2 separate regions of the Homo sapiens genome follow, and region 2 is linked to region 1. A link is a contact called in ENCODE Hi-C or POLR2A ChIA-PET data. All regions are on one chromosome and are shown on one strand. The core of a region is the stretch at or near the end of the contact, and the rest is flanking DNA. Distances in the headings are between cores, read along the strand shown. Region 1 holds the start of EPHB2 (EPH receptor B2). Region 2 overlaps EPHB2 (EPH receptor B2).

What was found. Hi-C counts contacts between places; a loop is a spot of excess contacts on that map. ChIA-PET counts read pairs that join two places held with the same protein, here RNA polymerase II (POLR2A). Pooled maps may share reads with other maps.
Region 2: a map of dorsolateral prefrontal cortex shows a loop between it and region 1 (2.8-fold over the local background). The contact joins the enhancer-like site here to the promoter of EPHB2 in region 1. A Hi-C loop is called at or near these places in 4 of 168 maps with a recorded cell type or tissue (PC-3, dorsolateral prefrontal cortex, endothelial cell of umbilical vein and 1 more), 6 of 37 single-sample maps with no recorded cell type and 4 of 50 pooled maps. POLR2A ChIA-PET finds 5 or more read pairs at or near these places in 2 of 52 experiments (AG04449 and SK-N-SH).

Annotation. Positions count from the first base shown.
Region 1 is chr1:22,707,632-22,713,125 of GRCh38, reverse strand. It overlaps EPHB2 (EPH receptor B2), which reads right to left and starts at 2,287. Exons shown (of 16, transcript NM_017449.5): 1 at 2,083-2,287. The coding sequence starts at 2,143. RefSeq lists an enhancer at 994-1,093 and a silencer at 3,315-3,600.
Region 2 is chr1:22,775,023-22,780,855 of GRCh38, reverse strand. All of the region lies in intron 1 of EPHB2 (EPH receptor B2), which reads right to left. Among named protein-coding and RNA genes, the nearest start is that of MIR4684, 58 kb to the right of the region's middle. Within about 2 kb of position 1,540, at least 4 of the 41 ENCODE cell types and tissues checked have a DNase peak (open chromatin) inside an H3K27ac peak, as active enhancers do; they include dorsolateral prefrontal cortex, where a contact is called at or near this core.

The DNA.
Region 1 (5,494 bases), core at 1,038-3,537:
CTGCCCCCAAGTGGCAGTCCAAGTAGCCATACCCTCCTGTGACGTCAGCGCCCACCAGCCCTGTGTCCAGGGCCAGGGTCCAGGCTGGCCACAGCCCACCAGATTCCAACCAGCCTCTGCCAGGGCGATGGCTGGACAGATGTGGCCCTTCCATCTACCCCAGAGTAATTAAAAACACACCCAGGCCTCTTCCAACGAGAGAGGGGCCAATTTTCTTCCCCTCCAGCACCGCTGACTGCAACCTAAATAGCAATATTTATGCCAAGCTCCCCATAATACTGTAAACATCCCAATGTATAGCGGGCCAACGCATGAGTCATTTCCCCAAAGCCAGAGTTAATAAGTGGTACCTCAGCCATATTCCACAGAGCTCCCGCCAGCAGCCAGGCCCCAGGGCTGCCCTCCACACCCAGGGCCCGTGGCACCCTAGGTGCCCCAGTGGCCCCACTCCGGGAAACCGCAGTCAGCCGCCAAATCCCCCAGGAGCCGAAGGACAGCTGCCTCAGTGCCAGAAACTGTGGCTGCCATCCAGGGACACCCCCCACCCCCTGACTGCGGTCACTAAAGTGCTCATTACCGAAAGAGAAACTGAAGTTGTAGCACAGGGTCCCCCACGACGCCTTTCCCAGAGGCCGCAGCCCCCACGTCTGGTCTGATATGCGTTTTTTCTTAGGCTGCAAGAAGGGAAGGGGCGCCCCACAACCCTAAAGTGGCCTGAGAGGTGCACACAGACATCATCCCTAAGCCCAAGGGAGCAGAACCCTGGAAGGGCTCACGCAGTTTAGGGGCAACAAAACCCAGCTAAGTGAGTGCTGGTTTCAAAGAAAGACCACAGACCTGGGTTCTATTTTTGTCACCCAACGGCCCTGGGTGAGACATCGGACTTTTCAGAACCTCGGTTTCCCTATCTGTTCAAGAGAAGTAGGAATCATACCTACCTGTCTTCCCCGGAAGGTGTATTTTGAGGGATCCAACACGCTGGTGGGCGGGAAAGCACTTTGTAAAGCTTAAAGTACCTTGTCAACTGTGCAGCACGTTGTAAACCACAGAGAGCTGCGTATAGTGCGAAGTACTTCATAAACTGTAAAGTGGTTTGAAAACTGTAAAGTGCAGTACACGTGAGAACCATTATTCACGTTCGCTTCTTGCCCTGCAAGCTCGGCCATTCCTGGTGGACACACCCAGACCGCACTAACTTTCCCTCCAGAGCAAGCTGGCTCGGGAGACCTAGCAACTACCCTTGCCCCCCTGGGGGTCGAGTGGTACCAATACACGAGGCCACGGGGAGAGGGCCCGCGACCCTGGCCAAGGCCAACACATGGCAAGAGCATCTGGTCCGGCCCCGGCGGCAGCTGGAGAGTTCCCGGGGCTCCAGCCGCCACGCTGAGCGCCGCGGCCGCGGGGCGGTGGCCGGCGGGGGTGCCCGGAGACCTTGCGCGGCGGAGAGATGCCCACAGACCCATCCCCCGCGCAGTCCTCTCGGGGAGGGGACCCCATTGTACGCCGCGGGCGATGGGCAGGCACCGACGCGGGGGCTGGCGCGCTCCCTTCCACTCTGCCAGTCCCTGCTCTCCGGGGCGCCGGGCCCCATCTCGGGGGCGCGGGCCGGGAGCCCCCACCCCGGCCGGCCGCGGTGCCTCCCTCCCTCTGCTCCCTGCCAAACTTTCCAGCCCCGACCGAGCGCCGGCGCCCCCCCCGCCCCCCGCCACGGCCGGGCCCGCGCCCCTCCACCCTGTGCGGAGCAAGACCAGGCCGGCGCGAGGCGGCTGCCCGAGCCGGGGGCGGCGAGCGCGCGTGGGCAGCCCCCAGCCCTGGGCGGCGCTCGCCGGGCTGGCTACAAAGCCTCGGCAAGATGGTCCCTTCGCCTCCTCCTGGCACAGTCAATCAGCGCCCGCCGCTCCCCGGGCGCCCGCGGGGCCCGCTCCTCCCGGCGCGGCCGGACACACCTCCCCGCGGCCACCTGCGCCCGGCGCCGGCCCCCGGGCAAACTTTGCGGGCCGCGGAGCGGAGGTGGGCGCCGGCGGCCGCCCGTGCCCGGCCGCTCCCCGCCCCCATCGCCCGCCCGCCCGCCCGCTCGCTCACCTTCCACGGCGGCGAGCAGCGGCAGCAGCAGCAGCGCGGCCCCCAGCCTCCGCAGAGCCATGGCTGCGCTTCCCGGGGCCTCGGGCCGCGGCGCCGCGGGGCCCGGACGGCCCGGGCGGGAGCGCGCGCCCCGGGCTCGGGGGGCCAGGGGGGGCGGCAAGGCGCGGCGCACACACAGCCGCCGCCACCGCGCAGCCAGCAGAATGAGCCATCCAGCCCGGGCAGAACGGGGACCCGGGCTCCGCCAGCGCTGGGCACGGCCCACCTGAGCCGCGGGCGCGGGGGGAGCCTCGCCAGGCCACCGCCCCCCGCGCGCGTCCCGGCCCCCGGCGGCCGCGCGCCGCCGCGAGCCCGGGTCCCCACACCGCGCCCGTAGGGTCACCCGGGGGCAGCGCGGGCGCTGGAGCGCGGCGACCCCGCGTGCCCGGGCCACTGAGACCCCGGGCTCCCCCCGCGCAGCAGTGGTCTCTCCCGGCGCTGTGGCTCCTCCAGATAAAGCAGCGATTTCAGCCCAAATGTTTCTCAATTTTTATTGAATGCTGCAAAGCCGGAGAGCGTCTGGCGCGGCTGACAGGGGCAGGGAGAGCGGACGGAGGGGAGGGCGGGGGAAGGGGCTTCCCAAAGCGGGGGCCGGCACTACCTGTCAGGGCAGGGAGTCCCACCCCCTCGCCTCAGCCCTGCCACCCGGGTCCCTGCGGCTTCGAAAGGGACCGAACTGCAATGAATGGAAAAAAAAAAAAAAGGGTGTGTGTGGGGGGGTGGCATCTGGGAACAAAACAGGCGGCTTTCCCAGGCACCGGGGCTGGGCCGGGGCCTCCGAGTGGGAGACTGGGCCTTGGCGCTACCCGAGGGCCTGGGGTGGGGCTGGGGGGAGGGTGGTCACTCGGCACTGGTGGGCTGGGCCCTTGCAGGCAGACCCCAGGCCTCCCCTCCCTGCCCCGTTGTTCTGAGCTGGCCCGCGAGCCCCTCACTGCAGACTCGTCTATGTCTGTATTAGATTTCTCCTTCTCTGTTGATCTTGCTCCCAGTGCAGTTTGGGGATGGGGTGAAGGAAGTCCATGGGTGAATCTGGGGAAAGCCCCAGCCACCCCCACGCTGTGGAATGGACCTGTCTGTGCAGCCGTGGTTTTGTGCATGGCCGTCCCTTCAGGGAGAACACAACCCTAGCCCCAACCCTGTGGGCCCTGCCCTGCTCTGACAGCCTTCATCACCATCATCATTAACAGACTTTACTGAAGTCTGGATGGTGGGCGGCTGCAGGGGGCCTGCGGCAATCACCCAGGCTGAACCCCTGGCAGTTGGGAGCCCACTCCTGACTGAGGAGACTTCATCAGGAGCTCGGAACTCTGTGGAGTGAGTGGAGGAGCCCAGTGCAGGAGCAGGTGGTTTAAGTCGAAGGCAGTTTAAGTCTATGCTACCCACATCTCCTGTGTCCCTTTGTCCCACATACTATCAAAATGTCCCAGCAATCCCTCCCCTTCAGTCCATACCAAGAAAATGGGGTACCACAGGCTTTGGGAATCCATCTAAGGTTTGGAAAGTTGGGTCGTCTCTTGAAGCTCCAAGAGTCCAGTTGAAATGGGTGTCATCCTGGAAGGCCACCAGGAGGAGGCAGCCTGGGAGGGAGACAGAACAGGAGTGAGCAGGGAGAGAAGAGAAACAGGAGATTTCCCCCTATTAAGCCTACAGACCCCTCACCAGGGTCAAGAGCCAGTGGGGTGGGGCTGGCAGAGCCACTACCGTTCCTATTTGAGTGAGCAGGGAGAGAGGAGAAACGAAGATTCCCCCTTTTAAGTCTACAGACCCCTCACCAGGGTCAAGATCCACTGGGGTGGGGCTAGCCTTTATTTTCAGTTCTTGCCTGTCAGACCTTCCAGGAGACCCAGGGTTTGAGGGACCCCAAGCTTGGCCCATCTTGAGGCAATCCTCCCTCTCCTGGACAGAGCAGCTCTAAGCTCTGGCCCCCTCCAGTGCATCCAGGTGCTAGACACTTCCAAATTCAAGAAGTCATTATTGAGCACCTATTATGTACTGTGCAGATTCAGCTTTTTTGCTTTGTTTCTATTTCCTGGGACCCTTGACTCCACCTACCCAGGGCCAGTGGTTACTTCCTTTTTGTCTCAAAATAGGAAGACCAGTGACTCTGCTTTATTGAGGACATGGTACCAGGCACTAGGCTGGGCTTTGTTTATTTCTTGTCCCCCTTAATCTTTCCTACTCTGTGCACCAGGTGCTGATCTTTTCACATGATGAAACTGAGGACCAGATAAGTAATTTGTCCAAAGTCACATGGCAAATTGGGCTAGGATTCAACCCCATGTCCGTCCGACCCCAGTGCTGACCTCCTTGTACCTTTCACAGAAGCACAGAGCTCAGGGCTCTTCCCACAGGCTATTTCACAGATAAGGAAACTGAGGCCTAAAAAGGAAAGTGACTCACCCAACGTTATCTGATGAAATAGACATCTATCCAGGGCCTTTACCTGGCAAAAATAGAAAATTACTGATCATAATTAAGTTCCCCTTCTCTCACATCCTCTTCTCTCTAAACAGTATTTTATTCCCCATTTGGGGTGGCTGGGTTCTGCAGTCTGGCCAGGCTCTCCTCCCTGATTTCTTGGCAACCGCCTTTAGCTGTGCTTTTGTCCCAGCTGTGCACTCCACCTGGTTGCCTTCTTGGCTCTAAAGACTTGGATTCAGCCTCACCCCAGCCCCCACCAAGAGCTTAATTGACATTCGCCTCACCCCTCTCTGACTGACCTATTTGCCTATTATCTGTTCCCTGAAAGATAATCAGCCCCACATGGTCCATTGCTGGTTTCTCTGATGGATTGTTTCTGATTTGCACGTTATCTCTACAACTCCAGCCGACTGTGAGCTCCATGAGGGCAGTGCCTGGATGCAAAACTATACTGTACACTGCCAGGGCAGGAGGCCCCAGGGAGCATCTGACCCAATCCCCTCCTCAGCAGAGGAGGAGGCGGTTTAAGCTTCATTTGTCTAATGACAACAGCTACTCGAATTTGCAATCACGCTTTAACAGTTTACAAAGCAGCGTTCACACCCATCAACTCGACTCATGCTAATTCAACCAGCCTATCCTGCGAGCCAGCCCGGCAGCCAGGGAACGCCATTTTTCAGACGGGGAAATTGGGGCCCAAAGAGGGGCCACTTGCCCAAAGACATGTGGAAGGTTTGGGGTTTTTTGTTTGTTTTTGGTGCAGCTGGAGTGAGGCTTCAGTGACCTGTCTTGTCTAGGTCTCTTTCAATCAGAGTTGATTGACAAACATTAGTTGGGCACCTCCTGCATACCAGGCACTGAGGAGGCAGGGACGCAGCTGTGGACCTGCCAGACAAGGCCCTGCTCTCTGGGAGCCTATATTCTGCTGCAGAGAGACCTATATAGGGACAAG
Region 2 (5,833 bases), core at 291-2,790, 68 kb before region 1:
TCCAGGCCAAGTCCACCCTTACATCATGGTCAGGCTCTACCTCTAGGCCAGTCTAGTCTCACTAACCTAGGTACTGTCCTTCCCTTCCTTTTCTGGACGAGGAGGGTCTTACATCCACTAAACCTGGAGTCTACTGGATGGGTTTCCGAGGCTCTGCCACTAAACCCTTGATATTTTACATCAAACTCTGGGATCTGTTTGCTTTTCAGCTTGCATCAAACTCTCAAAAACGAACTTGGGCCTTAGAGGGGCTGTGCTTGTGTCCCAGCTGAGACCCCTCAGTTTCCCCTCGTTGCTCCTCTGGCGCACACATCTTGTCAGGACACTCTCCCTTTCTCTAGAAACCTGGAGCCTTCCATCATGTTCCTATCACTGGGGCCCCTCCCCCAGGGCTCAGGCAACTCTGCCCCCAGGACAGGGTCCCAGGAGTGGAGAAGTGTTGAGAGCAAGCACTGCACCCAGTAGGGGCCAACTGTCACATGGCCTGTGGGGGTTCAGGAGACATGTCAGCACCTGGACCATCCTGGGCCCCACTTGCCTCCCCCGATTCCAGCAGCTGCAGGGAGCCATGTGGCCTAGGGGGAAGAAGAGCCACATGGCCCTAGAGACCCCCATTCTCCCCAGGTCAGGTTCAGGACCCCTGTCCTCTACCCTTTCCTTGCCTCTCTGGCTTCCAAACACTTTCTGAATGGAATTGCAATACACCGAATGAATTTAAATGGACCCCTTTCAAGCGTTCATTCAACAAAATATCCTGATGCCCATTATGTACCAGGCGCTGCACTGGGTGCCCTGAGAGAGAAAACCGTGGCTAGCAAGACCCTACCATGGAGCAGTTCCTGGTCTGGTAGTGGAGATGAGGTGTGAATATAAATAGCTATGAGAGAGTAGGGGGAGAGACCTAGAAGGTCACAGTGACACCACCTTGCTCAGTGAGAGTGGGTGAGAGGTATGCTTGTTGCCATGCTCCAATTCTGTGCCCAGGGCAGGCATCACTCATCAGTCCCCATACTGTGGCCACATGATGCTTCTTGCCACAGTGTTCCAGGAAACAAATACGAACCATTTGAGATGCTATCCCTGGTCCAGCCCAACCGCCTCCTTTTGGAGACAGGGCAACTGAAGCACAGGGATGGGAAGGGGCTTCCAAAGATTGCATAGGAGTTGGTGACACAGTGGGAAGTGCAGGTGTCTTGCCTCCTAGCCTATAAACTTTCAGTCACTTGAAACAATTAGTTTGATGGTCTGGGCTAAATGACAAGGACCAGGAGACTGGGGCTGTGTGCCCAGTGTCTAGGCAGCTGAGAAGGTCCAAATGGCAGATAATTAGGGTTTGAACTATGGCAGGGGTGGAGGGGATAAAGGGTGGGGACAGGAGGAAGCATTTGGTCAGAGGTGACCCCAGTCAGACCCATGAGCTGACAAGAGAGGATGCAGAAGTGTCCCCACAACTGCCTGTGGCTTGTGTCCCTGTGCACTGGCATCCCCATGACTGCCTGTGGTCACTGTGTCCCTTTGCACTGGGGGCTGGCACAGGGAGGGGGTGTGGGGTAAGGGTGCCAGGGATGGTAGAGCCAGTGCCAAGGGCATCTTTTTGATGGCAAATTGGAGGGAAGTTCTATTATGCAGCTTTGGAGCTGAAAAAAGGGTTCCTTTTCACACTCCGAATGCTACAGATTTTTCTTCCTGGAGAGAACAAGGGCTGAACTTTTAACCTGTTTTCTCTCATCGGCCTCAGCCAGAGACGCGCCAAGCCGGGCTCTCTGCCTGGGCCCAGGGAACAGCTGCTGGGAGCTGTGTCGAACAAGGCAGAGGAGAGACTGTGCTTGGGACAAGAAGAGGGTCGGGCAGGGGAGGCAAGGCTGCCAAGCAGGTGGCCCCATCCCTTGGCTAGATTCCTGGGCTGACCCAGAGGCCAAACACTAGAGGATTCCATGGCCCAGAGAAGGAGGGGCCAGGAACTGACATCCTCATCGTACGGGTGGAAACTTGGGCTCAAGGAGGGCAAATGGCTTGCCAAAGTCACACACTAAAAGTTGGTGCTCATACTCTGGGCTCCCAAGAAGCTTAGGGTGGGGGGCCCCACTGTCCCCCTGTGTCTTCTACCTCTCCTGGCCCAAAGCAGTGGCCCAAAGCAGTGGGAGGATCTCAGAAGGACTGGAAGTAAATGGGCTGGCTGGTTTGCAGACACAAAGGGAACGCAAAGGACATGAAGTTTGCAGATCCCCTTGGGAGGAGGTAGAGGGCCGGCATCTCCTCTGCTCCCTTCTCCTGTGCCACTCCTGGCTTTGCCTGGAGGCCTGGCTCTGGGAAACCTGTCACCCCTCTGGGTTGTGGCAGGAGGCAGCACAAGCATGCTCTCTCCCCAACCTGGTCTTTTGCTTTTCAATTTTAACCCCTCCCTCTACCTCTGCACAAAAGGCAAATGAGCAGATGAGCAGAGCAGACAGACCTGGGCTCTGGAGGTAACAGAGATCTGGATTCTAACACCAGTTCTGTCCCTTCCTTGCTTGGTAACCAATATCACTTGCCATAAAAGGAAGGAAAATAAACACAGACTATTACAAATGGACCTTTTGAGGGGGGGAGATCACTTGAGGTCAGGAGTTCGAGACAAGCCTGGCCAACATGGTCAAACCCCGTCTCTACTAAAAATACAAAAATTAGTCAGGCATGGTGATGCACACCTGTAATCCCAGCTACCCTGGAGGCTGAGGCATGAAAATTGCTTGAACCCAGGAGGCAGAGGTTGCAGTGAGCTGAGATTGCACCATTGCACGCCAGCCTGGGCGACAGAGCAAGACTATGTCTAAGAAGACAAAACAAAACAAAACAAACAAACAAACAAACGGACCTTTATTTGTTCTACCTCTTGTTAAGCCTCAGTTTCCTCACCTGGAAAATGGCCAAAATACCTTCCGAGTCTGGAAGTATAGCAGCTTGGAGCCCAGCACAAAGTAGATCCTCACTTAGTAATAGCTGCTGTTTTTAGATGGTGTGCAGTGCTTTTTGGCCCACCCAGTGCCTGCACATACTGCTTCCTCCTTTGGGCTTACTAGGTGCCCCTGAAAGCAAAGGCAGGCCCAAGAGGCTCCAACTTAGTCTGCCTGGCCTCCCCCACCTCCCAGATATGCCTGCCAACATCTGACAAGCATCAGTCTCTTGCTCCGTGGCTACAGCCTCCATGGAGCCCGTCCCAGTCCATCTGATGCTGCTTTCCCTGGGGTGCCCTGAGTTTCCTCTTTGTTCCTCTCAAACTAAGCACAAAAGTCAAATTCTGTTCTCTGGGGAATCTGGAGTTAATAGTTATTGCCTCAAGAACTTAGTGGGTTCAGGAAACCAAGCTCTGTTTCCACCACCATCACATCCTTTTTCCACCCTGTAACACACCAGACGTCTCCCGTCCAATCCCAAAAATCTACAAAGGGAGAGAACTCACGTCTGCTGAGACCCTATTAGGAGCCAGAATCTCTCACCAACATTCTCACAACAATGCCAAGAGGTACTTGATACTGTCCCATTTCATAGATGAGAAAGTTGAGGCTTCCAAAGCCCCAGGAACTTGCCCAAGATCACACATCTATTCCACCCTCAAGCTGCACTCCAGTTAGCTATGAGTAGGTGGAGAGACTGGCCGTCTCACTCCGCACAGACAATGTGGTGTTTTCTCACCCTTGTACCTCACACATACTGTTCCTTCTGACCTTCTCACCTCTACATCTTCTTGGCCTGCCCTAATGTTCATCTGTGAAGTCTCGACTCAGGTCACCTCCTCTAGCAAGTCCTCTTAAATCCATTCTGCCCCAAAGCTCTGCAGCCACGGGTGCTTCGAGATATCCCGGCACTTGAAGATATTCTGGGTGGTAACTACCCCTATTTGCTATCATCTCCCAAAGCTCTGTGGTCCCCTGAGAGGTGGTGCTGGGTCCTGGTCCTGGGATCCCTAAGACCTAGCACAGGGCTTGGCACACGGGCCTCCTCTCCCCATCTGCCAGACTTGAGCATACGCCAGTGTTCTGCTCCACTAGGGTTGGCCAGGCTTGAGCCTTTCATACAGACAACATTAATGACTTTAGCCATTTCCAACTACAACCTGTACAATTATTTAGTTACTACTTTTTCTTCCACTTGACTCCTTTTCTTTCTTAAATGCATCTTAAAGAGGAAAAAGCGTAATCATGATTATAAATGGAAAACCAATATCTCTTGCCATGACAGGAAGGAAAATAAACACAGACTACTACAATTAAAAATGTTTGTCTGCAAAGTACGGAACATCATTTCACTTCCCATACTTTGGGAGCTGCTGGGCTCCCTCGAGCTGCCTCTGAAGCTCTGGAAATGTTTCTATCTCCATCCCCACTGTGACGGTGACAATCTCTCCTGCAGGGGAAGCTGTTGTCACTGTACACAGATAATTAATCACCACACTATGTGGCTAAGATCACAATGAGGATGTACATGGTTTATTGCAGGTTACAGGAAATGAATACGGAAGGAGGGGAAGAAAATGCCAAATTTAGGGATGGCTTCCAGGAGAACGTGACGCCTGCATGGAGGCTTAAAGACTGGGTGAGTGGGGAGTGACTGATGTGGAGTGGGAGGGGCACGCTAGGCAGAGGGGAAGCAGAGGCAAAGGCCAGGAGGTGAGCTGAGCCACAGCGGGGTTTGTGGGAATCAAGCGCTGGCTGAAGGGTGGGGCTGGAAGTGGTGGGAGCTAAGAGCTGAGCCTGGAGGGGTTAAGCAGGGGCTGCCCAGGTAGCACAGGACAGGGCCATGAACGGTTAGCAGCTCTCTGAGGCCCCTCTGCTGGATCATCCCTGTCTCCCCACATCCTTGCCAGCCTCGCTGGTACCACCCACCTCCCACTCTGCCAACTTTGCCGTTTCACCTGCCCTTAGGCCCTCCCACCCTGTTGAAATGTCCGGTTCCCAGACCTTGGCTGCTCTTAGTGCCCATTTAAAAGAATCCCAATGGATAGATGAAGAAAGAGGCTACACAGATTCTTAGCATCCAGGCAAAAGCTGGAACTAGGGCCACCAGCCCAGAGCATCTTCCTCAGTGTGAAAACAGGGGCCCAGCCATGGGAGTGACTTTGGCCCTATCCCTACCGTACCCACACCCCCTCTCCTTCCTGGAGGCTGCACAGAAGAAAGCAATCAGGAGGCCCTGACTGCCGGGCTGGGGAGGCCCGATGGCCCCTCTGGCTATGTGTGAATGAGCAGTGTACATTTCAGAAATATTTGAACTTAAAGGGGAGACACACTGAAGTCGTTAGCGTTGGGCTGAAAGGAGGTGGCTGCAGGGGGCCTGCCTGCTCTCAGGCTGGAGCGGGTGGTTGCTCCCTATTCTCCGATCCACCCCTAGCCAGCTCTGTCTGATCCCCTTGTGGGCTGTAATTCTCTAGGACCACAGATGCTGTTTGTCTGCACTAATGACAGTATGTGAGTGTTCCAAAGTCATGAAGAAGAAACTTTCATTAAGCACCTATACATGCCAAGCGCTGGCCAGGGCCCTCTAAATGCCATTTCAGGCGCAACCTCCAGAAGTATATACTATTATTAACCCCATTTCACAGACGAGGAAACTGAGGCCAGACAGGAGAACCAACCTGCATAAGTGCACACAGGCAGGGCTAGGACTGGAACCCACATCCATCTATTTTCACAACTGTGTTATTTTTAAGATGCCATGGCCATAGCCTTAAAAAACAGACAACACAAAACAACAAAGTCATCAGGGCTTGTGTGTGTGCATTTATCTTCTCTCTCTGCATGGGCCTGTGTGAGAATAGCAAGGGGCAGGAGGAGGGCAGCAGGGGAGTGGGACATAG